Linked DNA regions of Mus musculus: region 1 is linked to region 2. Evidence: chromatin loops called from intact Hi-C (ENCODE). Cell type or tissue: gastrocnemius. All regions are shown on one strand. Links, peaks and the distances in the headings refer to the core of each region. The heading gives the core; the rest is flanking DNA.

Region 1 (2,915 bases), core at 300-2,799, 330 kb before region 2:
GAGGAGGAGGAGGAGGAGGAGGAGGAGGAGGCGGCTCTGGGCCTCCTGGGAGGAGGTAAGAATGCCTGAGAAGCACAGCAGGACCACCCCCACCCCACCCCCATCCCCGCCTTCCCCTCAGGAGGCACGGGGCGGGGGGAGGGGATAAGGGGGTAAGCACATATATAGCCCAACGCAGTGCCTGGAGCATAGCGAGTGTTCCATAAATAGTTATTAAAAGTATGCCGGGTGTGGTGGCGCACGCCTTTAATCCCAGCACTCGGGAGGCAGAGGCAGAGGCAGGTGGATCTCTGAGTTCGAGGCCAGCCTGGTCTACAAAGTGAGTTCCAGGACAGCCAGAGCTATACAGAGAAACCCTGTCTCGAAAAACAAAAAACAAAAAACAACAACAACAAAAAAAAAGTATGGAAGAAAAAAGCCGGTCGTGGTGGCGCACGCCTTTAATCCCAGCACTCGGGAGGCAGAGGCAGGCGGATTTCTAAGTTCGAAGCCAGCCTGGTCTATAAAGTGAGTTCCAGGACAGCCAGGGCTACACAGAGAAACCCTGTCTCGAAACCCAAATAAAATAAAATAAAAAATAAAGTAGGGAAGAAAGGCACCAAGGAGAACTTGTGTGGACAGAGACCTAGGCTTCTGAGAAGGGGGCGAAGAAAATATGGACAAAAAACCTAAAGTCGGGATAAAGAGAATTTTTACTCATCTTGTAAACAGATTCCTACAGTGCCATTGAAAACGCTGGGGACAATTCCTATTGAGAGGATATGTTTGGTGGGTGTCAGAGGGTTTGTGCCTTTGCTCTTACCACCTGGGAAGAGCAAGGGCTGTGACCCCAGTGAACACAGGCTATAGTGGCTGGTACACAGGCCAGCAGTGGTCCTGCTCGGACAGACACACTGAAAGCCAGTTCACTATGTCCTTGACCTGTGTCCATGGATTCTTCAGCAGGGATATGGCGCTTATCATGATGTCCATAGAGCCCAACACCATTGGAGGGTTTTCAGGTAGTGAGTGGGAATCACGAAGAGCAGGTTTGGCACTCTAGGGACCATTAATCTGAGCCTATAGAAAAGTCATAGGAGCCAGCAAGAACGTAAGCTTGAATATGAGACACCTGACCATCTTTGTAAATCTCTTTCACACTCAACCACCTTGCAATTTGTAAGAGAAGCAGAGAAGACACCGATGTCCCCCATTCTATCAGTGAGGGAATCAAAGTTAATAAGGAGGAATAATTCCCAGGGTCACGCAACCCTGTGTCCAGGGTTGTTGTTGGAAGTTTACAGCTGCAGTGCTAGAAATGGCCAGCAGAGGGCACCCTCCACAAAGTGGTTGTTTGCAGTCTTTGTAGAGAGCAATGGTAACTCTGCTAGTATTGGTTCAGAGGGCAGGCAGGAGCTTTCTCACCAGATAAAATGCTACCTTGGTGATTTTTTTCCTCTCAGAGAATGCTTACCTAAACTGAATCCTGAAATACCAGGTAAAAGATCAGTCTACTAAGCAACCATCTGATAGCCTTCAAAAATAGCAAGGGTCAAAGAATTAAAAAATAGCAGTTCCATGTTTATGAAGATTAAAGAGATGGAACAACTAGATATAATGAATGAACGAACGAGTGAACAAACGAATGAATGATTTGAATGGGTCCTTGGGTGGGAAAAAGCCATAGACATAAGAAATATTAAGGTGGTTGATAGCATCTTAATTTGGACTGTGGGTTAGATAAATTGTGTCAATATTATGCTTTTCAAAGTTGTTAACTGTGCTGTGTTTTGACATGTTTCTCTCAAAATAATTTAGGGGGAAATGGGCATAATGTCCTTAACCTGTTTTTGAATGATACCTTCCCACCCCCACCCAAGAATAAAAGTCATAATAGAAACAGATGTAGGTAAAATGTGAACCTAGGTAGAGTGGATGGGAATTCCACATGCTGTACTTACGACTTTTCCGTAACTTCAAACTTATATCCAAATAAAAGACACACACATGCACATCTTATTCCGGAAGAGCCTTCCTACCTGATTTGAGGTCTAAAGTTCCCTCAGTGGGTTAGGGAGTACAGAGGGGCCTCTTAGGAAAGTGTGGCTTTGGCCCTCTGCAGAGCACTGACCTTTGCCCTGGGCTGGCCAGGGCACCTGTGTGCAAAGCTTATCTGAACCACCAGACAAGCAGGCGACCTTCACTGCACATGTTTGTGAATGCAACACACGCCTGTACTTGGCAGGAGAGCAGGGACCTTGCCCAAAAAAAGCAATCTGGAGCAAGGGAATGGGACAGAGGGAGCGCTCCAAGGTCTGTGCAGCAGAGAACAGAAGCATTCCTTAGCGTGGGTAAAGCCGCTACTTACTGCTTTCTGGGTTAGTCCTTCCAGAACATCCGGCTCCTAGGATCTGAGCATGGGTGATGTACATAGTCAAATATTAACAGGAAAATGATGCCGTGAGGAGAAGCTACTAGAGAGGACCCAGGATAGGGAGAGCCCAAGGTATACTGGAGAGGAGGCAGAGCCTAAGGGTGACCTCTCCCACCTACAGGATTCTGGTTCACACAGGCTTGGGATATGCAAGTCAAGTACTTACATCTCTAACAAGCCACCCGATTGGACCACACACAGTTGCAATGGCATAGGACACGACCATCCTGGCCATCTGTAGGTCTTTCCACCATGGCTAAAACTGCACATGAAAAAGTATTTTAAGAGGGGTTGGAGGGCCGGAGGGCTGGAGGGCTGGCTCAGCAGTTAAGAGCACTGACTGCTCTTCCAGAGGTCCTGAGTTCAATTCCCAGCAACCACATGGTGGCTCACAACCATCTGTAGTGGGATCTGATGCCCTCTTCTGGTGTGTCCGAAGACAGCTACAGTGTACTCTTATACATAAAATCAATAAATCTTTTTTTAAAAAGTATTCTAAGAG
Region 2 (2,915 bases), core at 88-2,587:
TTTCTTTAAATTCCTCTAAGGAAAATAAAAAGAATTTTAGACTTTCCAGACAGTTCCATACATCTTAGCTTAGAGGTGAAGTTATTCTTTGTGATAACCAGACGGGATCAGAGTTTGACGCTTCAGTTCTCAGTACACAGCTTCTCCTGTTTGCACAACAACTGTGTTCTAGCATTGTGATGGCTTGGGTTCCCTTGTTCTCATGTCTGCCATGTCCCTGTGCTGCAAGTTGGTGACCTGGGTATACCTGATTTTACACCTTCCATGTTCCAGGAGTACTGTGTGCATGCCTGTTTGCATGTTTGCCATGTTCCCTGCATGCCACCACCTGATGGCCTAACCACATCTGCTTGCACATGCTCCGTGTCCCGGTGCTGCCATTTAGTGGGTTGTACATGCTGTTCACACACCGGCCAGGTTCTAGCACGGACACAAGAGTGGTTTAGACTGGCCTGTCTGCACACATGCCATGCCCTGGGACAGCCACAGGACACCGCAAGAATAGACTTTCACACACCTGCCTTGTCCAGGAGTCACCAAGTAATGGGGTCGTCAATCCGGTTCTTTTTTTTTTTTTTTTTTAAGATTTATTTATTTATATGTAAGTACACTGTAGCTGTCTTCAGACACTGCAGAAGAGAGGGAGTCAGATCTCATTATGGATGGTTGTGAGCCACCATGTGGTTGCTGGGATTTGAACTCCGGACCTTCGGAAGAGCAGTCGGGTGCTCTTACCCACTGAGCCATTTCACCCGCCTGTCACTCCGGTTCTTAATTACGCTGTGTCCCCAAACTTCCAATTGTCAACCTAGGGTCACCTGTTGGGACACATACCATTTCCCAGTGCCACCAGGGGTCGTCATGAGTATACTTGTTCCGGAGTCTGCAGTGTTCCAGCAACACCATGTGTTGGCACAGGCACCTTTGTCCACAAGCCTGTCAAGTCTCAGTCCTGTGAAAGTCTGGGCAAGCCCAAACATTCGTGAATCTCACCTACCAGTTCTGCTGTGTTGCAGTGCATTTGACAACCATGTTCTGTTCCAGGACTGCAAAGTAGGGGATCAGGTTCACCTGCAAGTTGCCTCCTAGCACCTCTACGTGGTAGCAAGCTCATCTATTGACACTCTTTCCACGGACCCAGAATCTCCAAGTGATGGCCTGGGCATTCCTGGTCACTTGTTTGTTGTGTTCCAGTGCTGCCACCTGGTGGCCTGTGTTTACCTGTTCACATGTCTGGTGTGTCTCAGTGCTGCCACCTGGTGGTCTGTACATGTTCGTTTACATACTTGGCTATGTCTCAAAACCCGGGCATGCAGGTTTGAATGCCTGCTGTGTTCTAGTGTTGTGTTCCACTAGGCTGTCTGGGCACACCTGTTCACATGCGCTCTGTGTTCTTATGCTGCCATTCGTTTGTATGCATGCTGAGTCCCAGGGCCAACATGTGGGGGCTTTGGTATATCTGTACTAAGACCTACTATATCTTTGTGCCACAACTTGGTGGTGTGGGAATGCCTGGCTGCAAGCCCGCTATGTCCCAGCACTGCCACTTCATAGCCTGCTGTGTTTGCATGTCTGCTGTGTTACTAGGCCACCAGTGTGATGCCCTGGGCAAGCATGTTGCATGACTGCTGTGTCCCATTGCTACAACATGGTGACCTGGGTAGCCTACTTGCCTGCCTGCTGTGTCCTAGGGTCACTAAGGGGTGGTCTAGGCATGCCTGTTGTCACACATGCCATGTCTTAGTATAATGCCTGTTGGGATGCATGCTGTTTCCCCGTGCCACCATGTTGAAGAATTCCTTATGTACACATCTGCCAAGTCCCAGCACCACCCCGTGGCAGAATAGCCACTGGAGTTCAAATGTGTACCACATCCCAGTAGTGTCGTGCCGTGTTCTGGACTCACCTGTTCTCACGGGAGCCAGATCTCAGTGCTGCCCTGCGGTGGCACAGGATCTTGTGTTCACGAGCGGCCATGTTTTAGCGTTGCCACATGGGGGATATGCTCACCTGTTATACTCCAGCTGTGTTCTAGTGCTCCCCAATCTGTGTGTATTCCTGCCCTGTCCCTTCTCTGCCCTGTGATGGCCTAACTATGCCTGTTTGCATGCCTGTTGTGTTTCATTGCTACCATGCAGTGGCCTGGGCAAACCTGTCAAATGCCTGCCAGGACACCGAGCTGCCATGTGGCAGCCCAGGTGTACCTGCTGCATGTTTGCCACGTTTCAGTGGTGCCAGGTCACAGCCTGGGCAGCCCTGTTCATTTGCTATGCCCTGGGGCTGCCAAGTGACTGTAGCAAACATGCCATGTCCCAGTACCACTACATTTTTGCCTGTGCATGCTTGTTCATACATGTGTTCTTAGCCGGACCAACATGTTATATAGCCTGTGCTCATTTGTTGTCATAGTTTGAGTTTCATTGTTGTGAACAGACACAACAACCAAGGCAACTCTTTTTGTTTGTTTGTTTTTTCGAGACAGGGTTTCTCTTTTAGCCCTGGCTGTCCTGGAACTCACTCTGTAGACCACAGAGATCTGCCTGCCTCTGCCTCCCAAGTGCTGGGATTAAAGGCGTGCGCCACCACCGCCCGGGTCAAGGCAACTCTTATAAAGTATAAAATTTAATTGGGGCTGGCTTACAGGTTCAGAGGTTCAGTCTATTATCATCATGGCAGGAGCATGGCTGTGTCCAGGCAGGCATGGTGCAGAAGGAGCCAGGAGTTCTACACCTTGATTCTCAGGCAGCAGAAGAGACTGTTTCACACTGGGTGGAGCTTGAGTCTAGGAAACCTCAAAGCCTGCCCTGCCCCCACAGTGACACTCTTCCATCAACATGGCCACACCTACTCCAAGGCCACACCCATTCAAACAAGACCACACCTCCTAATAGTACCACTCAGCATGGGCCAAGCTT

What was found. Peaks named below come from ENCODE experiments on the same cell type or tissue, not always from the same donor. Only the 100,000 strongest peaks of a DNase experiment are listed, where the experiment ranks them.
Region 1: a loop joins it to region 2, with 14 times the contacts of the local background. A loop is called at or near these places in 33 of 42 quality-filtered maps.

The regions. Positions count from the first base shown.
Region 1 is chr3:122,310,955-122,313,869 of GRCm38, forward strand. No RefSeq gene overlaps it. Among named protein-coding and RNA genes, the nearest start is that of Gm40139, 9.3 kb to the right of the region's middle. In gastrocnemius, for the core only: no CTCF peak of the experiment used is centred there; a DNase peak (open chromatin) is centred at 1,304.
Region 2 is chr3:122,637,614-122,640,528 of GRCm38, forward strand. No RefSeq gene overlaps it. Among named protein-coding and RNA genes, the nearest start is that of Gm43568, 9.3 kb to the left of the region's middle. In gastrocnemius, for the core only: a CTCF peak has its summit at 1,226 (motif pointing left); DNase peaks (open chromatin) are centred at 906, 1,228 and 2,203; H3K27ac peaks cover 197 bases.